2 separate regions of the Homo sapiens genome follow, and region 1 is linked to region 2. Evidence: chromatin loops called from intact Hi-C (ENCODE). Cell type or tissue: sigmoid colon. All regions are shown on one strand. Each heading gives the region's core, and the rest is flanking DNA. Links, peaks and the distances in the headings are about the cores only. Region 1 has its middle 26 kb from the start of TRI-GAT1-1. Region 2 holds the start of LOC124905239 (a long non-coding RNA gene).

What was found. Hi-C counts contacts between places; a loop is a spot of excess contacts. Peaks named below come from ENCODE experiments on the same cell type or tissue, not always from the same donor. Only the 100,000 strongest peaks of a DNase experiment are listed, where the experiment ranks them.
Region 1: it touches region 2 in a loop (9-fold over the local background); 3 of 110 quality-filtered maps call a loop at or near these places.

What each region holds. Positions count from the first base shown.
Region 1 is chrX:3,807,244-3,818,129 of GRCh38, reverse strand. It overlaps the pseudogene LOC389906. Among named protein-coding and RNA genes, the nearest start is that of TRI-GAT1-1, 26 kb to the left of the region's middle. RefSeq lists silencers at 1,622-1,761, 2,052-2,531, 2,892-2,971, 3,402-3,571, 6,357-6,426 and an enhancer at 3,172-3,221. In sigmoid colon, for the core only: a CTCF peak has its summit at 5,955; DNase peaks (open chromatin) are centred at 1,669, 1,999, 2,379, 3,139 and 2 weaker places; H3K4me3 peaks cover 2,737 bases; H3K27ac peaks cover 2,011 bases.
Region 2 is chrX:2,319,724-2,330,609 of GRCh38, reverse strand. All of the region lies in intron 3 of DHRSX (dehydrogenase/reductase X-linked), which reads left to right. It overlaps LOC124905239 (a long non-coding RNA gene), which reads right to left and starts at 9,575. Exons shown (of 3, transcript XR_007068382.1): 1 at 8,694-9,575; 2 at 1,085-1,211. In sigmoid colon, for the core only: no CTCF peak of the experiment used is centred there; a DNase peak (open chromatin) is centred at 5,349; H3K27ac peaks cover 944 bases.

The DNA.
Region 1 (10,886 bases), core at 1,209-9,208, 1.5 Mb before region 2:
ATCCTAAGTGAAATAACTCAAACAGAAAATCAAATACCACATGTCCTCGCTTATAAGTGGGAGTTAAAAAAAATGGGTACACATGGACCTATAGAATGACATTAACAGACACAGGACACCTTAAAAAGGGGGAAGGTGGGAGGGGATGAGGGTGGAAAAATTACCTATCTGGTATTATGTTCACTGTTTGGGGGTTAGAAGGCCAATCCCCACCGCTAGGCAATATATCCACGTAACAAACCTGCACCCTTATGCCCTGAATCTATTTGTTTTTCAACATTGACTTCCATGGTCACTATTTGTGAAATCACTCCTCATGAACCAGGACTTGCATGTTTTTTTGTTTCTCAGGTGAACTGTCACCCCTACAACTCAGCTTGCAACCAGCCCTGGCCACCAGTTTCCCCACACTGAGCTGAATATCGGACATGCCCATCTCAGACATTCCAGCCCATTCTGAAATTCCACATCGATTCACCTGACAAAGTCTGAAGTTCCAGGGCAATTTATCTGGAAAAGCTTACCTGGAATCACGTGTCATTTCAACCAACAACTGTTGAAGAGGACGTGGCATTAAAACCAAGGGTATCAATTATTTATAAGGGCTGTGTGCTGGTTGGTCCAAGCATCTCTCCTTCACGCCATCACTCCTTTCAAGAGCTGCCTCTGTTTTCTAATTTAGCACAGGAATTTAGATGCCCCTAAATAAGTAGGCATCCAGTATCTGCCCACACCAGTTTTAGTGAGAGTACATATGGAGACACTACCACCACCCCTGCTCTCCTACTGCATACCCCACCATGCCAAAGCATGGTGGCTCACACCTGTAATCCCAGTGCTTTGGGAGGCCAAAGAGGAGGAACACTTGAGATCAGAGGTCTGAGACGAGCCTGGGCAACATAGTGAAACCTCATTTCTACAAATAAGTTAAAATATATATATGTAGGGCATAGTGGCACACACCTGTGGTTTCAGCTTTTCAGCAAGCTGAGGCCGGAAGATCACTTGAGCCCAGGAGTTTGAGGATGCAGTGAGCTAGGATTATGCCACTGCACTGTAGCCTGGGCAGCGGAGAGACCCCATCTCTAAAAAGAGGAGAAGGAGGGAAAATACTTCTCCTTCTCAGACCCAAAGTAAAAAGGTTTCTGGTCTCACACTGACCAGAAAAACATTGATATTTACTTAAGCAATATTAAAAGGGTCACTGCTTTAGAACAGGATTAAAGAGAAAGTAAAATCAACATTGAGATAGGAGGACAGAGGCCATCAACTGAGTTCTGATCCCAATGAAGACGAGAAAAGGCTACAACTATCTAGGTTAAATATCTACTTGTCCTAGAAAAAGCCTTTTGGCAGCAACATAAAATTCATACCTCTTAGTTTTTAAATTCCTATGGATGCTGAAGCAAATAACCACAATTTGGGTGGCTGAAAGTAACAGAAGTTTATTCTTTCCAGTATTGGAAACCAGGAATCTGAGATCAAGTTGTGGGCAGGGCTGGACTCCCCCTGGAGGCTCTAGGGGGTGTTCCTTCCTGCCTCTTCCAGTTCTTGGTGGCTCCAGGTGACGCTGTCATAGGACAAAGGGCCCCGGGTGCCGACCTCCTCAGCCGCAGCGGGGCAGGGCCCTCCACAGGAGGTCGGCACCCGGGGCCCTTTGTCCTATGACAGCGTCACCTGGAGCCACCAAGAACTCCGCGCAGGGCTACCCCTGCGTCCTGGGTCTCCCCGGGGGGCGCTCGAGGAGGTGGAGCTTCCCCCGCAGCCCCGGGGAGTCTCCCCGACCGGCCAGGTGCCTTCCCTGGAAGGCTGACGGCTCCTCTAGGAGGCCGCCCTCCACCACTAGCACACACCACCCCCAGGACTGGGCCGCCCAATGTCACAAAACCTCCTGTGGGTCACCTCGCCTGGGGGACCTCGTGCGCCCTCCCAGGCAGCGACCGCAGGGACACGGGCCTCCATTTGCCCAGCGGCAGGGTTCTAGGCGTGGAATGTACACATTGCTCCCAGTTCGCCCGCCCCCTCCGGCTCGGAGCCCGAGAGCCGCCTGCTCTCATTTCAAATCGGATAATAGGGACGCTGAGAATAACTACGACCAGCACCGCGAAGGCGCCCCTCTCGTGGGTCAGAGGTCGGCGCCCCCGCTCCGCAAGCCCCCATCACCTGCCCGGGGACCCCCGGTGGCCTCAGGCCTCCAGGCCCACCCCGGAGCCCCCTATTGGCCCCTAGGCCCGCCCCGAGGCCTGCGGCGCAGCTTTGCCGACGGGGAGCGCCTGCAGGCCACAAGGCTGCACGAATGCCCCCGCCCGCCGCCCCGACCACCGTCCTGAGGCCAGCGGGGCCTCTCATCCGGCTGCAAGGGCTGTGCGGCTCCGCGGCTGCGTTTCCCGGCCCCAGCGGGAAGGCGACGGCGGAGCGGACTCCGAGCCCAGCCGAGCTGTGAGGGCCGACGGGAGGCGAGCCCGCCCCTCGGGTGCGCCCATGGTTTAGGCGAGAGCCGCGGCACCCGCTGCGGGCGCTACTGAGGGGCGTCTGGCTGCGGGTTCGGCGGCGGCGCCTCTCCGGCAAGAGCCCTTGGTCCATTGTGCGCTTCTCTCTTTTTTTTTGGAGACGGAGTCTTGCTCTGTCGCCCAGGCTGGAGTGCAGTGGCGCGATCTCGGCTCACTGCAAGCTCTGCCTCCCGGGTTCATGCCATTCTCCTGCCTCAACCTCCCGAGTAGCTGGGACCATAGGCGCCCGCCACCATGCCCGGCTAATTTTTTGTAGTTTTAGTAGAGACGGGGTTTCACCGTGTTAGCCAGGATGGTCTCGATCTCCTGACCTTGTGATCCGCCCGCCTGAGCCTCCCAAAGTGCTGGGATTACAGGCGTGAGCCACCGCGCCCTGCCTATTGTGCGCTTCTCAGGGAGGCTTCTGCCTCCAGGACCCAGCGGCTGCTGCGGCGGACGTCAGCCGCGTAACCCGTTCCCGCGCAGTGGCCCGCCGTTTCCGCCACCGCCATTGACCCGCCCCGGCCTGGTGCTGTGCATGTCATGGTGTCGGAAGGAAGTACGCCAATGGGGTAAAGGGGTCAGACGGCATTGACAGCCTCTGCGATGGCCCTGAGGCGGGACTAGGAGGACGTTCCCGGTAGCGATTGGACAGGATCTTTCGTAAGGGCGCCTGCGACACTGGAAGTAACGAGCAACTGGATTGGCTGCCTCCATCGCAAAGTGGGTGGGTCTTGCATCCTCGGGCCTAACGATTGGTCTTTCCAAGTGCGGGAAGCGGCAAGCATATGGTCTGGAAACATTTGGTATCGAGACGCTGCCAGCCATAACGTCCGTCTCCCGGGCCGGAGAGGCCCGTGACCGCCGCATACCCATGGTCTCTTGCTTCTCCTCGGGCATCTCTGGCCACGTCCGCACCAGCCCCCGAAAGGCCCGGCTCTTGGCCGCGCTGTCCTGGTGCGGCGGTGAGGGGAGGGGACCGGGGCCTCGGGGCGGGTGGCGGCCGTAGCGCGAGAGCCCTGTGCCTTGCGCTCAGAGGCTGAGCTGCGTGAGGGAGGCCAAGCCCCCGCGAGCGGCAGCCCCTGCCTTGCTAGTTCCCCAACACGCGAAAAAGGTAGATGAGAACTGGTGCGGGGATAGGTTTGGGTGGGGTTTACTTGGCACCACCCAATTTCTAAATCGGTCATATTTTCTGAGTAGTTCTACCAACAAAGGTCAAGCTGGAGCCAAGTGCTGTAATCCCAGCACTTTGGGAGGCCCAGGCGAGAGGATACATTGAGGCCAAGAGTTCGAGACCAGCCTGGGCAACATAGCAAGACTGTCTCTACAAAGTTTTTGATTTTTTTTTTCTTTTTTTTTTTTTTTGAGACGGAGTCTCCCTCTATCACCCAGGCTGGAGTGCAGTGGCACAATCTCGGCTCACTGCAACCTCTGCCTCCCGGGTTCAAGCGATTCTCCTGCCTCAGCCTCCCGAGTACCTGGGACTACAGGCGCCCTCTACCACGCCTGGTTAATTTTTGTATATATAGCAGAGACGGGGTTTCACCATGTTGGCCAGGCTGGTCTTTAACTCCTGACCTCAGTGATCTGCCTGCCTCGGCCTCCCAAAGTTCTGGGATTACAGGCATGAGCCACCGCACCCAGCCGCAAAAAGTTTTAAAATTACCTGGGCATGGTGGTGCGTGCTGGTAGACCCGACTACTTGGGAGACTGAGACGGGAGGATTGCTTGAGGCCAGGAATTTGAGACCAGCCTGGGCAACATAAGGAGACTCTGTATCTAGAAAACATATATATATTAGCTAGGTGTAGTGGTGTACGCCTGTGGTCCCAGCCACTCAGGAGGCTGAGGTAGGAGGATCGCTTGAGCCCAGGAGGTCCAGGATGCAGTGAGCTATGATCGCACCACTGCACTCTTTGCTGGGCCAGAGCGAGACCCTGTCTTCAAGAAAATAAAAGGATACAGCCACACACAGAGGGATGACCATGTGAGGACACAGGGAGGATCGCTTCAGCCTGGGAAGTGGAGGCTGCAGTGAGCTATGATCACGCCACTGCACTTCCCAGGCTCAAGCGATCCTCCCGCCTCAGCCCCCCGAGTAGGTGGGGCCACAGGTTTGTGCCACCATTCCGGGCTAATTATTTGTAGAAATGAAGACTTCCTATGGTGCTCAGGCTGGTCTTAAACTCCTGAGCTCCCGTGATCCTCCTGCCTTGGCCTCCCAAAGTGCTGGTACTATAGGCATGAGCAACTATGCCTGGACCAATTCTTAACTGGTGACTTGACTTGTTTATTAGTTAATCTGTCTCACTCAGCTTCCTTCAAATGCTGAGCCTCCGTCCTCTTGCTAAGCTCTTTTAAGAACGTTGTGTACCATGTCAACCTGTTCTAAATATTTGAGGAGAGAAAGTTCTAGAATTCACGTCCCCACCAACTTTCTTTTTTTCTTTAAAAAAAAAATTTTAAGAGACATGGTCTTGCTCTGTTGCCTGGGCTGGAGTGTGGTGGTGCAATCATAGCTCACTGTAGCCTTGACCTCCTGGGCTCAGGTGATCCTCCTACCTCAGTCTCCCAAGTAGCTGGGACCACAAGCATGCATAACCACACCCAGCCAATTTTTGTTTGTTTACTTTTTGTAGCAGAGAGGTCTCGATCTCCTGGCTTCACATGATCCTCCCGCCTCAGCCTCCCAAAGCACTAGTATTACAGGCATGAGCCACCGTGTGTGGCCACCACTGACTTTCTGAACCCCAAGTGTATTAGCCACCATAACAAACACCTTTTGTCTGATACATTCTGTGGATCATATTCCTTTTTTATATATAATTTTACCTTTTATTTTAGATTTGAGTGGTACAGGTACAGGTTTGTTTCATGGGTATATCATGTGACACTGAGGTTTGGAATGCAGATGATCCCATCACCCAGGTACTGAGCATAGCACCCCACAGGTAGTGTTTCAGCCCTGGCCCCTCCATCTCTCCACCCTCTAGTATTCCCTAGTATCTACTGTTCCCAACTTTGTGTGCATGTATAGATTATGTTTCTTAGAGTTCTCTAAATAACGGGGCAGGGAAGGTAGTGTGAATGATGTAAAGGTGTGCCAAATTGGTTCTGCAAAATTAACCTTTTTTGAATAAAATATTCAATTTTCTGAAGCGAGCAGGCTACTTTCTCAAGCAAAATTTCGTTTGAATCCTCCACCCCCAGCCTGCAGAGAGAGAGGGAGGGAGGGAGACCTCTTAAGAGTTTTATTTGTTCTCTTGCAGTCTTATGACTTACTTCTTAATGAAAACCCTTATTGTTTTCTAAGAGAAAAAAAAAGAGAATGAATGCAATGTTCGAAATGGGATTATGTAGAATTTTTAGGAGCATAAAGAGAAATTGAAGAATTATGAAAACAAAGGCCAGAAAAGCAAACAGTGTTCTTCCTCTACGTAGCAGCCAGATGGCGTTTTAGGCAAATACACCGCAAACTGCACAGCCAGGTCCCCATCTCAAAGGGCTTTCCACGGAGCAAAAGCAGTTTCGATCGTATTGTCATCACCACCATCAACTTTTTTTTTCCACTCACATGATGTATGCCAATATCATTATTCTCGTTATTTGTATAACCATCATCATCATCAATGTCTCGTGAATTTTTGCGTGTTATTTTTAACATAGCATGTAAACAGCACCTCCCCACAAAAAAAACTAGCTCAGGATAAACATCTCTAAGAGTATTTCATAGGAGCTGATAGTTTGACCAACAAAAAAATGTTTTCTTTTCCCAAAATAAAGTTCTGTGGTTTGTCTCAGGGAAAGTTTTTTGTTTGTTTATTTGTTGGATTTTTGGTTTGGTTTGGTTTTGTCTCATTTGTGGGTTTGGTGGTTGGTGGTTGAGTTTGTTTCTGGCTTAAAGGGCACCCTTAATGAAGAAGTGTTTATGTTTTCAGATATGTAGGCTTTAGTAAACTAGCTCACTCTGAGAAATCTAAAGTTTCAATTGCTCTGTGAACACCACTGAAAGAATCCACCTCCCTTCTCAAACCACATTCTCAAGGGCAGACTTGGGGATGCTAGAACTCTCCTCCCCTCTCCCCTCCCCCTCTCGCCTCCCCTCCTCCCCTCCCGAGGCTCTGCTGCCCAACCTCCGCCTCCCAGGTTCAAGCCATTCTCCCTGCCTCAGCGTCCTCAGTAGCTGGGATTACAGGCGCCCACCACAATGCCCAGCTAATTTTTGTATTTTTAGTAGAGATGCAGTTTTGCCATGTTGGCCAGGCTGGTCTCGAACTCCTGACCTTAGGTGATCCACCCACCTTGGCCTCCCAAAGTGCTGGGATTATAGGCGTGAGCCACTGTGCCCAGCCTAGAACCATTTTCAACAACAAAAGAGTCAACACATTCGGCCTCCCAAAGTGCTGGGATCATAGGCGTGAGCCCCTGTGCCCAGCCTAGAACCATTTTCAACAACAGAAGACTCAACACATTCAGCCTCCCAGAGTGCTGGGATTATAGGCGTGAGCCACTGTGCCCAGCCTAGAACCATTTTCAACAACAAAAGACTCAACACATTCATGCTTCCATGCAACATGGCAAGTCCACTTCGAGATGGTGCCTTTATTTACCTTTGATTATTCTTCACCATACACCCATCTTACTTTGTGGAGTCTTCACAATAATGAACCACCCAAGACTCATATGGCCAGAACTGAAACCTGAGACTGTCAACGAGAACAAAGTGTCCCGATACTTATTTCTGCTTGGACTGTTATTCAAGATATTCAATATATTCAATAAATATTCAGTATTCAACAAAATATTCAATGCTGTTCAAAATACTCAATAACAGTTACAGGAACTGTCCAAGGAGAAGGACCCTGGTCTCAATGGCAAGATAATGTCCTGGGTCAGGCATTGCCAGCGTGAACCATGAGATTGGGAGTCCCAGTCTGGGGTGTGGCATCCAGAGAGCTTAGGTCTGGGACAGAGGCTGTTTGACCTACCACTGCAGAGGTGTGGCCATATTTTAAGCCCAAGAATGTCCCAAGAAATATTGTAAAGCCAAGAATTGTGTACATACCGGCTGATCAGCCTTGTTTCTGCTCAAAGCCATCTTATGAGTGTTTGGTAGTAGAATCCTCCATTCAAACAATCTAACCCAAAACAAATGGAGACATTGAATGATTCCAAGTCAACAACTGGCTCTCGATTTCAGGGGAAAAAATGGCCATATTTCAACTCATTCTGAGCATATCCTTTTAAGGTAGAGAAAGAGGCAGAAAAAAATAGTATGTACTTCCTGACACAGCAATGCTCTCTCATTCCATAGAATGTTGTAGCAGCCCCCTCAAGACTGATAATGGCCTGCAGAATGAATACCAAGGACACTCACAGGATATAGGGGGTCTTCTTGAAGCTTTACAGTTCTAACCTGCCCTTCCTCTGGCACATTGCCCCAGTGGGAACAGGCTTTTTCGTGGAATAAAAAAGTAACCAGGAATTCCCCAATTATACTAGGTTGGTGCAAAAGTGATTGCGGTTTTGTGTGTGTGTGTGTGTGTGTGTGTGTAAAATGGAGTCCCGCTCTGTTGCCCAGGCTGGAGTGCAGTGCCATAATTTCGGCTCACTGCAGCCTCTGCCTCCTGGGCTCAAGCGATTCTCATGCCTCGGCCCCCCAAGTAGCTGGCACCACAGGCACGCACCACCGTGCCCAGCTATTTTTTGTATTTTTAGTACAGATGAGGTTTCACCATGTTGACCAGGCTGGTCTCGAACTCCTGACCCCAAGTGATCCGCCCACCTTGGCTTCCCAAATCTCTGAGATTACAGGCATGAGCCACTGCGCCCAGTCTGGCCATTACTTTTAATGGCAAAAACTGCAATTATGTTTGCACCAAGCCTACATTTCGGTCTACGCAAATCCTCCAGCAACTATACTTCAGAACCACATGGAAAAAATACACAGCTTTTCAGGGAAGTAGAACCATTGGTGCCTGTAACTATCTGTAAAAGCCACTTTCTCCTCAGCCGTGGGATGCAGGAGGCATGTTCTTCCTGCTGGGTCATGGGGATGTAGCCTCTGCCACATTCTGAGATCAAATTCCAAGATTCATCTGGGGGTCCTCAGTCATCACTGCCTAGTGTAAAACTCCAGCTCCAATGAACAACTTGAAAGTGGAAGAATGAGACACATGCGCCACTACTCCCAGGGTACAATCAAATCCAACATCTTCTGGCAAACTCAAAGCATGGATGCTAAACACAGAAATACACTCCTGATGGGAATGTTTTCACACACGTCCATGTGAAGAGACCACCAAACAGGCTTTGTGTGAGCAGTAAAGCTTTTTAATCACCTGGGTGCAGGCAGGCTGAGTCTGAAAAGAGTCAGCAAAGGGAGACAGGGGTGGGGCCGTTTTATAGGATTTGGGTAGGTAGTGGAAAATTACAGTCAAAGGGGGTTGTTCTCTGGCTGGCAGGGGTGGGGGTCACAAGGTGCTCAGTGGGGGATCTTTTGAGCCAGGATGAGACAGGAGAAGGAATTTCACAAGGTAATGTCATCAGTTAAGGCAGGAACATTTTCACTTCTTTTGTGATTCTTCAGTTACTTCAGGCCATCTGGATGTATAAGTGCAGGTCACGGGGGATATGATGGCTTAGCTTGGGCTCAGAGGCCTGACAGATGTAAATTAACTCCGCTGCAGTGAAAAGCAGTTTGGAGAGTTCTCAAGGAACTCAGAACTAGCATTCGACCCAGCAATCCCATTACTGTTTATATACCCAAGGACAAATACATTCTTCTAACATAAAGACACCTGCACGCACATGTTCATTGCAGCTCTATTCACAATAGCAAAGACACGGAATCAACCCCGGTGCCCATCCATGTGGAGTGGATAAGGAAAATGTGGTACATATACACCATGGACTACTACACAGCCATAAGAAAGAATAAAATCATGTCCTTCGTAGCAACAAAGATGCAGCTGGAGGCCATTATTCTAAGCAAATTAATTCAGGAACCAAATATGGGGCATATTCTCACTTATAAAGTGGGAAGTAAACATTGGGTACTCATGGACATAAAGATGGGAACCACAGACACTGGGGACTACTAGACGGGAGAGGAGGGGAAGGCGACAGGGCTGGGAAAGTGCCTCCTGGGTACTATGCTCACTACCTGAATGATGGGATTCATACAGGAGCTAGAAAGAAATTACTCAGGCAGATAGTGAGGGTAAAAGAGTCCTCGGCGGAATTTCTCTTTTAACAAAAAGCAGCTCCAAAATCATTTCTAACAAAGAGCAGCCTGAAAAATCATGCTGCAGACATAGATAAGCAAGCTGGAAGCTTGCACAGGTGAATACCGGCAGCTGTGCCAATAGAAAAGGGCTACCTTGGAGCCAGGCACGTTCAACATGGAGGCTCCATCTTCCCTTTTGTCACCGTGTACCTTAAAGGAACAGGCAACATAGTGCCAACCAGGTAGAGAATCCATCTGCATAATAAAAGATTAGGGTGAAGGTGGCCAGGTTTTGGTGCCCTATGCAAATGGCATGCCTAGCCCTAACCAGTTTTTTTGTGCCCTATGCAAATGACACACCTGGTCCAACCAATCTCTTGCACCCTATGTAAATCAGACACCACCTCATCAAGCTCATCTATAAAACCCATTGCATTTTGCTGCAGACCAGAAAACCCACTCGGAACCTCCTCTCTGCAGGAGAGAGCTCTTCTTGTTCCTTCACCTATTAAACCTCCGCCCTTAACCTCACTTCTTGTATGTCCACATCCTTGATTTCCTCAGCCGGAGACAACAAACCTCAGGTATCACCCTAGATGAACAACCTGCTTCAGAATCGTTCATACACCAGACCTCAGCATCACGCATTATATCCATGTAACAAACCCACACATGTGCCCCCTGAATCTATAATAAAAGTTGACATTTTTTTAAAAAAAGAAATACACTCTAAAGGACATATATTGTATGATTTCACGTATATCAGTACCTCTAGAGTAGGCAAATTCATGGAGTCAGAAAGTAGAATGGTGGTTACTAGGGGACAGAGTTTCAGGTGGGAAGATGAATTTCCAGAGGTGGATGGTGGTGACAGATGCACAATATGAGTGCACTTAATGCCACTCAACTGTACACTTGAAAATAGCTAAAATGGTCAGTTTTGTCTTATGTATACTTTGCCACACAATTTTTTTTTGAGATGGTGTCTTTCTATGTGGGCCAGGCAGGTCTTGAACTCCTGGGCTCAATCTTCCCACCTTAGCCTCCCAAAGTGTTGAGATTACAGGCGTGAGCCACAATTTCTAAAACGATACACAGTGTTTGCCACAATTTCTAAAACGACACACAGCATTTGCCACAATTTCTAAAACGACACACAGCGTTTGCCA
Region 2 (10,886 bases), core at 1,599-9,598:
TTCTCCCTTTCCTTCCCTTCCCCTCTCTTCCCCTCCCCTTCCCTCCCCTCCCCTCCCTTCCCTTCCCTTTTCTTTTCTTTTTTTTTTTCTTTCACGGAGTCTCACTCTGTTGCCAGGCTGGAGTGCCGTGGCGCGATCTCAGCTCACTGCAACCTCTGCCTCCCCGGTTCAAGCGATTCTTCTGCCTCAGCCTCCTGAGTAGCTGGGATTACAGGCATGCACCACCCTGCCCAGCTAATTTTTGTATTTTTAGTAGAGATGGGGTTTCACCATGTTGGCCAGGATGATCTCAGTCTCCTGACCTCGTGATCCACCTGCCTCAGCCTCCCAAAGTGCTAGGATTACAGGCATGAGACACCGCACCTGGCCCCTTCTACTTTTTTTTTCCCTTCTCCTTCACCTCCTCTTCCCCCTCCTCCTGCTTCTCCTCCTCCTCTTTCACCTCCTCCTCCTTCCTTTCTCCTCCTCCTCCTTCCTTTCTCTCTGTCTCTCTCTCTCTCTCTCTCTCCCTCCCTCCCCCCCCCCCCCCCCCCCCCGCCGTCTCTCTGCTTCTCTCTCATTCACTCTCATTGACGTCCATATCCAAATTTTTGGAATCGCAGTGCTGCCCTCTTAGTTCTTTGTCATGAACCATCTGTTGCCCTTGGATTGTTTTACCTTTTGTATCCTTGGCAGCTTGACATACCCATGGTCTAAGCAAGAGTGTTTTCTCTGAAAGTGCAGGCATGAGCTGATACTTGTGTGTTTCATCCATTATCAGCACTGTTTTATGCATGTAAGGAGGGTGTGTGGCATTTGCTTCGTGGGTTGTAGGAAGGGACACCCAGGAAACAAACAACTAAAGTGAAGCTTTCCTGCGGGCTAGGATTTGAAGGTCATACTAATGTCCTTCGAGAGAGTTAATGTCAAGAATTGGTGTGACCAAACAGTGGTGGATGTCATAGTGTTTTCCTCTTTTCATAGGTTCACTTTTCAAATGAGACAGTAGCCATGAGGGACCATCCATGCAGGCTGAGACTAGTCTTCAGGAAAATATCTATGCCTAGTAGTTTCAGAAAGGTTAGGGTTGCATAGATGTACCCACCTGTCCATCCTGATCCTTACTCTAAATTCGACCTCTTCTATCATTGCTTTCACCATCACTGTCTTGTTGGTGATGGGCCCAGCTTCGAGAAACTCAGATCTGCCTCAGTGCTGCTGGAGCTGGAGAGCTGGAAGAAAACCAATATGGCGTTTGAACCGCACAATCCAAAAGTATTGTAGCAGCACTGATTCATAGGTTCCTTCTCAGTAGAACCTCTTTTGAATTCCTCCAAACAAAGCCTTCTATTTGAGCCATGGCCCTTGAGTAGACCGATGTCATGGACTATTAGAGTATGCTATTGGTGCTCCAGCTACCCATGGCCAACCACCAGGCATTACTTAGGTAGAGCCCCACTGCCTGGCCTATGCACCAGGCATCAACATGAGGTTTCATAAATACCTGGGAGTACAAGTGCAGAATCTCTGTTGAAAGAATGCAATACTCTTTTTATTTCTTCACCGAATAATTAAATAATTTTTATTTCTTCATTAAAGGGCAATTGAAGAGAAGACAACATGTCTCTCTTAGTAGGTACCATCCCCGAGTAGAACTCATCCTCCTCTGTGCAAAGATTCCCATTGTTCAGATCACTCTAATGCTTTGAGGAAAACCTCCCCACAGTGTAACATACAGAACACTCTTCCGGGGGTTATGGCAGATGCTGGAGTCTCTTCTACCACCACCTAAAGATGCTGGGGTACTCTGCAACACCACCTGAGGAAAGGAACAGGATGAAACACCTGTTGTATTAGTCACCTAGGGCTGCCATGACAAAATACTACAGGCTGGGCCGCTTAAACAGCAGACTTTTATTTTCCCACAGTTCTGAAGGCTGGAAGTCTGTGAGATCAAAGTGTGGGCAGGGCTGGTTCTTCCTGAGGCCTCTCTGCTGGGCTTGTAGACACCGTCTTCTCCCTGTGTCCTCATAGGGTCGCCCCTCTGTGTGTGTCTGTGTCCTCATCTCCTCTTATGAGGTGTCTTAGTCCATCTCAGGCTGCTATCACAGAATACCATAGACTGGGTGACTTATAAACAACAGACATTGATTCTCTCACAGTCCTGGAGGCTGGAAGTCTGAGATCCAGGTATGGGCAGGGCTGGTTCCTCCTGAGGCCTCTCTCCTGGGCTTGGAGACGCCATCTTCTCCCTGTGTCCTCACAGGGTTGTCCCAATGTGTGTGTCTGTGTCCTCATCTCCTTTTCTTATGAGGTGTCTTAGTCCATTTCAGGCTGCTATCACAGAATACCATAGACTGGGTGGCTTGTAAACAACAGACGTTTATTCTCCCACAATCCTGGAGGCTGTAAGTCCAAGATCAAGGTGTAGGCAGGGCTGGTTCCTCCTGAGGCCTCTCTTGTAGGCTTGTAGATGCCATCTTCTCACTGTGTCCTCGCAGGGTCGTCACTCTGTGTGTCTGTGTCCTCATCTCCTCCTCTTTTTTTTTTTGAGACGGAGTCTCGCTCTGTCGCCCAGGCTGGAGTGCAGTGGCGGGATCTCGGCTCACTGCAAGCTCCACCTCCCAGGTTCAAGCGATTTTCCTGCCTCAGCCTCCCAAGTAGCTGGAACTACAGGTGCGTGCCACCATGCCTAGCTAATTTTTTCTATTTTTAGTAGAGATGGAGTTTCACCGTGTTAGCCAGGATGGTCTCGATCACCTGACCTCGTGATCCACCCACCTCAGCCTCCCAAAGTACTGGGATTACAGGCGTGAGCCACCACACCCGGCCTCATCTCCTCTTCTTATAAGCATCCCAGTCTTCTCGGATTAGGGGCCTCCCTGGTGACTTTGTTTTACCTTAATCACCTCTTTAAAGACTATCTCCAAATATGGTGACATTCTGAGGTCCTGGGCGTTAGGGCTTTAACATAGGGATTTGGGAGAAGGAATCAGCCCATCACAGCTGTGCATTCTAAGACTCCAGTGACTTTGTGCTGACAATGGCTTTTCCTTGGGTAGCTCTAACCAGATGGTCTGGCTGGGTCTATCTTGAGTCTAGTGACTCCCACCACGAGGCCAACTGAGCAGGGTGGCCAGGAAAGCCTGTGGCCTTACAACAAGGTGATGCTCACCTGCAGCACACAGGCCATCACTGTAGCTCTGCTGGCTTTATTCTTGGGTTTATAGTGATGGCTTCTTTCTGCCTCTGCCTCCCTTGAGGCATCTCGTTTCTGTGGTTGGAGTACTGTGAGCCTAAGAGACAGAGAGCATGTCCACAGTCAGGCTTCCCTTACTTGCTTCAGTAGCATCTCATGAGTGTTTCCAATGCATTCAGGGAGACTCTTCTTCACTGAAGGAGTCAGATCCATTTTGCAGCTTTGCTGCTTGGAACCTTGATGGAATGGCTGAGTACATGGCCGCCAGCGTCACTCATGCACGAAAAGTGTTGTTGAAAGCTAATAGAAACTGAAATCTGGTCGGGCACGGTGGCTCACGCCTGTAATCCCAGCACCTTGGGAGGCTGAGGCGGGTGGATCACCTGAGGTCAGGAGTGCGAGACCAGCCTGGCCAACATGGCGAAACCCCATCTCTACTAAAAATACGAAAAATTAGCCGGGCATGGTGGCAGGCACCTGTCATCCCAGCTACTCAGGAGGCTGAGGCAGGAGAATCGCTTGAACCCTGGAGGTGGAGGTTTCAGTGAGCCGAGATTGCGCCATTATACTCCAGCTTGGGCAACAAGAGTGAAAATCTGCCTGGAAAGAAAAAAAAAAAAAAGAAAAACTGAAATAGAAGATTTCCCTTCCCCCAGTTCACTTTGACTGCGCTAAAGTAATTTCCTTTGAGGGCAGAGAGGACACGGATTGCTTTGGGCATACTTCAAAATGCTACTGTCTCCCTAGGAATATTGCAAAGTGGTTACTTTCCCCCAATAACACACAACTGGATATTTCTTTGATCTTCACCCTGGGAACCTGGTGGAGCTCCCGGAGGTAAAATTTGTGAAAGTACAAGGTCCCCTCTAAGATGGGCCCCCAGAAGTTTTTCTGTTGTTGTTGTTTTTTGAGACAGAGTCTCGCTCTGTCACTCAGGCTGGAGTGCAGTGGTGCGATCTGGGCTCACTACAACCTCCACCTCCCAGGGTCAAGCAATTCTCCTGCCTCAGCCTCCCGAGTAGCTGGGATTACAGGTGCCTGCCACCACGCCCGGCTAATTTTTGTATTTTTAGTAGAGACGGGGTTTCACTATGTTGGCCAGGCTGGTCTCGAACTCCTGACCTCAGGTGATCTGCCCGCCTTGGCCTCCCAAAGTGCTGGGATTACAGGTGCGAGCCACCATGCCTGGCCAGGAGTTTTTAACTTACTTAGGCTTGTCCACTGTCAGCCTGCAGCTGTTTAATAATTACCCTGCAAATGTGTCCATCAGGTGCTGGCTCCAGCAGGAACTCCTAGACAAGCACAATTCCACTTGCCACCTGTCTGTCCAGTCTTCAGGCAGCATTTCGTCTTGTGATCTCTATTTTCTGATGGATCGCAGAGTTGCTGATTTTCAGTATGTTCTGCTCTTTGCCTATTGTGAGGATAGGAATTAAAATGCGCAAGCTCTCTACATGTTAGTGAAGTGGCTACGTTGTCTGGGGTATATACCCTGGGGTTCGTCATTGGGCATCAGGAAAATTTAGGACAAAGACACACACGAGGAGTTTAGGAGTGGAAGTTTAATCAGGAGAAGAGAAAGAGAAATGGTTTTCTCTATAGAGAAAGGGGTCTCCGAGCGGAAAGGACCAGCTGGCACCAAATGTGATGGATTTTATAGTCCAGTTTGAGGAGGCGGTGTCTCATTTACATAGAGCTCAGAGATTGGTTCCATCAAGCATGGCATTTACATAGCCCACAGGAAAGGCTGGTTGCCCACCCTAATCGTTTATGCAAATGGGCTTTGTAGTTGGTCGGGGCTCTCCGAGAGATTGGTTCCATCAAGCATGACATTTACATAGCCCACAGGAAAGGCTGGTTGCCCACCCTAATCGGTTATGCAAATGGGCTTTGTAGTTGGTCGGGGCTCTCGGTCCTGTTTTTCTTACTTTACATGTGGCTGACAAAGAGGAGGGAAGATGGAGCCACTGTCTTGAACGTGTCTAGTCTCTAGTTCCTGCTGGGAAGATGGAGCCGCCGTTTTGAATGTGTCTAGTCCCTAGTTCCTGCCGGGAAGATGGAACCGCCATCTTGAACGTGTCTAGTCCCTAGTTCCTGCCGGGAAGATGGAGCCGCCATCTTGAACGTGTCTAGTCCCTAGTTCCTGCCCGGAAGATGGAGCCGCCATCTTGAACGTGTCTAGTCGTTAGTTCCTCCCGGGAAGATGGAGCCGCCATCTTGAACGTGTCTAGTCCCTAGGTCCTCCCGACATTCACCCGTACAAGCTCCCAGCTGGCTTGTGTATGTCTGCAGCTCGACTTGACAGGCTGTTCATTGTTAGAAAATGACTTGGGGCTGCTTTTCGTTAAAGAGAAAAGCTGCCGGGCGCAGTGGCTCACACCTGTCATCCCAGCACTTTTGGAGGCTGAGGCGGGTGGATCATTAGGTCAGGGGTTCGAGACGAGCCTGACCAGTGAAACCGCGTCTCTACTAAAAAAAAAAAAAACAAAACAAAAATTAGCCGGGCTTGGTGGTGCGTACCTATAATGCCAGCTACTTAGGAGGCTGAGGCAGGCGAATTGCTTGAACCCGGGAGGCGGAGGTTGCAATGAGCGAACATCACGCCACTACACTCCAGCCTGGGCGACAGAGCGGGACTCCATCTCAAAAAAAAAAAAAAAAAGAAAAGAAAAAAGCCTTGCCGAGGACTCCCATACCCTTACTGTCTGCCTAAGTGATTTCTTCTTAACTCCTGTATCACTGGCAGACTCTGAGTTGCCTGTTGGGTGGAGTACTATATTGCCGAGTATCATGACTGTATTAGATGTGAGGGAGACAGTGTGAATAGGACATGGTCCCTGAAGAGCACAGAGCTTTCACCTGGGGCTGGGCGGAGCTTCTGTCCTATCCAGTGTTATGGAACCCTTGCAAGCACAGGTCAAGCAGCTCAAGGGCTGGAAGACGTGCACACAAAATCCAAGGGCAACGTTGGAAAGAGGTTTAGTGTTTCTTAGAAAAATGCCAGAAGGCTGAAGAAGTGGGGGCCCCGAGCAGCTCTGAAGGGTGTGTATGCAATTAAACTGAAGCCAAAGGCTGAGAGAGAGGAGTGAGAGCCGCCTACGGAGCTCTGTGCAGCTTCATCATAAACTCACAGACAGGCTTCATGCAGCGCCGTCTCAGTGCATTCAATGTTTGGATTCCACATGCATGCGTCCTCAACCCCCTTGCAATGCTGTTCTCCTTGGAGGGAAATGGGTCCTTCTTACCCTATCACATGCAGGTATCTGGTCTACCAGATAAATGTGTGAGAAATCACCAACAAAGCAGAAATTACTTTTAATTACAAAGCAGAGTCATCGTAAAACTTTGTGCAAAATCTTTTTTTTTTTTTTTTTCCAGACAGGGTCTCCATCTGTTACCCAGGCTGGAGTGCAGTGGTGTGATCATGGCTCACTGCAACTTCAACTTCCGAGGCTCAGGTGATCCTCACATCTCAGCCTCCCAAGTAGCTGGGATGACAGGTGTGCACCACCACACCCAGCTAATTTTTACTATCTGCTTAAGTCATTTCTTCTTAACCCCTGTATCATTAGAGGAGAAACCGGAAGCCCCTATTTTTGAAATTAGTAACCACCTATCACCTAAAATTCCTCTCATTACTGTGACGATAATGATGATTTTTTCGAGACCGGATCTCACTCTGTCACCCAGGCTGGAGTGCAGTGGTGTGACTGTGGCTCACGACAGCTTCAGCCTCCCGGGCTCGAGTGATCTTCCCACCACAGTGTCTAAAGTAGCTGGGGCTGTAGGTACGCATCATCATTCCCAGCTATGTATATATTTTAAATATTTTGTAGAGATGGGATCTTCCTCTGTTGCTCAGGCTGGTCTTAAACTCCTGGCCTCCAGCAGTCTTCTCACCTGGGCCTCTTAAAGTGCTGGGATTACAGGCGTGTACCACCGTGTCTGGCCAAAAAACATATCTATTCTGGGGTTCATAGTGATGCTTGTTTCTGCCTTGGCCTGTCTTGAGGCATCTCACTCCTGTAGTTGGAGTACTCTGAGTGTAACAGATGGAGAGTATGTCCACACCCACTCTTCCCTCACGTGTTTCTGTAGCATCCCGTAGGAGTTTTCAAATGCATTTGGAGATGTATTCACCCTGTGACAGATTCAATGCATCTCTACAAGGCAGAATAGCTCTACCATGGTGTGGCTATGGCGCTTGGCTACCTGAGTCTTTATTCTGCCTTCCAGGTGCTTGTTGGTTGGATAACTTTGGGTAGGTTCTTGTACCTCTTTGAGCTTCAAGACTGTCTTAGTCAGCTCTGGCTGTTGCAAGAAAATACAGTTGACCTTGATACAAAAATTAGCTGGGTGTGGCGCCTGTAATCCCAGATACTCAGGAGGCTGAGGCAGGAGAATCGCTTGAACCTGGGAGGCGGAGATTGCAGGGAGCCAAGATCACACCATTGCACTCCAGCCTGGGCGACAGAGCAAGATTCCATCTCAAAAACAACAACAACAACAACAAAAAACTAGAGTTGACCCTTGAACAATGTGGGAGTTAGGGGCGTCACACACGTCCCTGGCACAGTTGAAAATCCAAAGATAACTTTTGACTCACCCAAAACTTATGAATATCCTATTGTTGAGCAGAAGCCTTATCAATACCATAAAGTCGATTAACATATATTTTGTATGTTTTATGTATTGTATACTGTATTATTAAAGTATGCTAGAGAAAAGAAAATGCTGTTTGTTTTTTTTTAGCCGGGCGTGGTGGCGCACGCCTGTAATCCCAGCTACTCAGGAGGCTGAGGCAGGAGAATCGCCTTATAAGGAACTTTGAGAATCAAAAATCATAAGGAACTTTCATTCTTTTTTTTTTTTTTTTGAGATGGAGTTTCACTCTGTTGCCCTGGAGTCAGGCTGGAGTTCAGTGGTGTGATCTCTGCTCAGTACAGCCTACGCCTCCCACGTTCAAGTGATTCTCCTGCCTCAGCCTCCCGAGTAGCTGGCACTAAAGGTGCACGCCACCACGCCCAGCTAATTTTTGTATTTTTAGTAGAGACAGGGTTTCACCACGTTGGTCAGGCTGGTCTTGAACTCCTGACCTTAGGTGACCTACCCGCCTTGGCGTCCCAAAGTGTGGAGATTACAGGCTTGAGCCACCACGCCTGATAAGGAACTTTTATTCTAAGTGAAGTAACTCAGGGATGAAAAACCAACATCGTATGTTCTCAGTGTTACGTGGGAGCTAAGCTATGAGGACACAAAGGCATAAGAATGATAAAATGGAATTTGGGGTCTTGGGGGGGAAGAGTGGGAGGGGGGTGAGGGATAAACACTACAAATAGGGTGCAGTATATACTGTTCGGGTGATGGGTGTACCAAAATCTCACAGATCACCACTAAAGAACTTAGGTAACCAAATACCACCAGTACCCCAATCACTTATGGAAAGATAATTAAAAACAAAAAAGGACACCAAACTAAATTTTTAAAAATCATAGAGAAGAGAAAATATATTTACTATTTCTGAAGTGGGAGTGGATCGTCATGAAGGTCTTCATCCTTATCGTCTTCACCTTGAGTAGCCTAAGATGAGAGCGGACAGGAGGGATTGGTCTTGCTGGCTCCGGGGTGGCAGAGGTAGAAGAAAATGCCCGTAGAAGTGGACCCGTGCAATTCAAACCTGTGTTGTTTAAGGGTTAACTGGACCATAGATGGGGTGGCATAAATAACAGAAATTTATTTCTCTATAGTACTGGAGGCAGAAATGTTTACATCCAGGTGGCACCATGGTTGGGTACTTGAGAGGTTCCTCTTCTTGGTTTACAGATGGTCTCGCAGGGCAGAGAGAGAGGGGGGTGGAGCACGAGGGAGCATGTGTGCCCTGGTGTCTCTTCTTACAAGGGCACGAATCCCAACATAAGGATCCCACCTTCACGACCTGATGTAAACATCATCATCTCCCAAAGGCTCCGTCTCCAAATACCATCCCCTTTGGCATTAGGGTTTCCACACATGAGATTCGGGGTGACACCATTCATTCCATAGCAGGAGCCCTCCTTGGCAGACTGGGACACCAACGCCTCTTCCCTCTTGGGCTGACACGAGCTGTAAATGTCAGTGGACATTTAAATACTGCGTTACACATTCGATGTCCTGTCTGCAATGGAGCCGGGTTCTGTAAACATAAGCTGCCATGGCGAAATCGGATCATCATCGCCCATCAAGCTCTTTGGCAGCAGTGCTGTAATCAGTGCAAACATTTATTTATATAAATGCTCCCATCCCCTCGGCATGAAGATATACTTAGGCTCTCTCAATGGACAGCCACGCCACAAGCCCAGGAATGAGAGCTTGTCAGATACTGAGGCTGTTTTCAGAGCCAGTGTTCGGCTGAAGTGGCACAGAAGCTATCATTGTTTGCAAATCTCTGCTGCTTGTCAAGCCACAGGGTTAAGTAACCCCGGATGTTGCGAACACTCTGAAGTGCTGACCTGCAGTGTCTTTTTGGATCACTGAGCCCTCAGGCAGACAGGCTGTACGTGGACCGACACGTCATGGCTGCTGTCTTGCACTTAACCCTCTTTATCTTTAGACCTTGATTGTGCACCTGTTTCTCATTGGAAGCTAATGACAATCCACGAAGCGGCTTGGCAGTGACTGTCTCTGATTGTGTAAGGAGGGGTTGCCACATTCACCCATGTTGTTGACTTTCAACTGTACACTTGAAAACGTCAAAAGTCAGAGTAAGCATTGCCTCATGTCTCCGAGTGTAGCAATTCTAGGAAAACTCTTCCGAATGGGTTTAAAGTCAAACAAATCCAATCAAAACAGACTTGCAGGGCCAGGCACGGTGGCTCATGCCTGCAATCCCAGCACTTTGGGAAGCCAAGGTGGGCAGATCACTTGAGGTCAGGAGTTGGAGACCAACCTGGCCAACATGGCGAAACCCCGCCTCCACTAAAAATACAAAAAGTTAGCCAGGTGTAGTGGTGCGTGTCTGTAATCCCAGCTACTCAGGAGGATTAGGGAGGAGAATCTCTTGAACCTGGGAGGTGGAGGTTGCAGTGAGCTGAGATCACCCCACTGCAGTCCAGCCTGGGTGACAGAGCAAGATCCCATCTCAAAAAAAAAAAAAAGAAAAGAAAAGTCCACATAGGGAAATATGTGAAGCTCTTTGGGTCATATGATCGCTACCACAACAGCGCAATATGTAAATGAATGGGCAAGTTCTGTGTTCTAAGAATCTTGAGGGACACTGAGATGTAAATGTATATATTTATCACGTGGCACAAAATACAGTTGACCCGGCCGGGCACAGTGGCTCACAACTGTCATCCCAGCACTTTGGGAGGCCGAGGCGGGTGGATCACCTGAGGTCGGGAGTTCAAGACCAGCCTGACCAACATGGTGAAACCCGTCTCTACTAAAAATACAAAAAATTAGCTGGGAATGGTGGTGCGTGCCTGTAATCCCAGCTACTCATGACGCTGAGGCAGGAGAATCGCTTGAATTCGGGAGGTGGAGATTGCAGTGAGCTGAGATCACGCCATCGCACTCCAGCCTGGGCAACAAGAGGGAAACTCCACCTCGAAAAAATATGTATATACAGCTGACCCTTGAACAACACGGGGGTTAGGGGTACTGACCTCTATGCAGTTGAAAATCTATGTATAGGTTCTGACTCCCCCAAAAGTTAAATACTGGTAGTGTA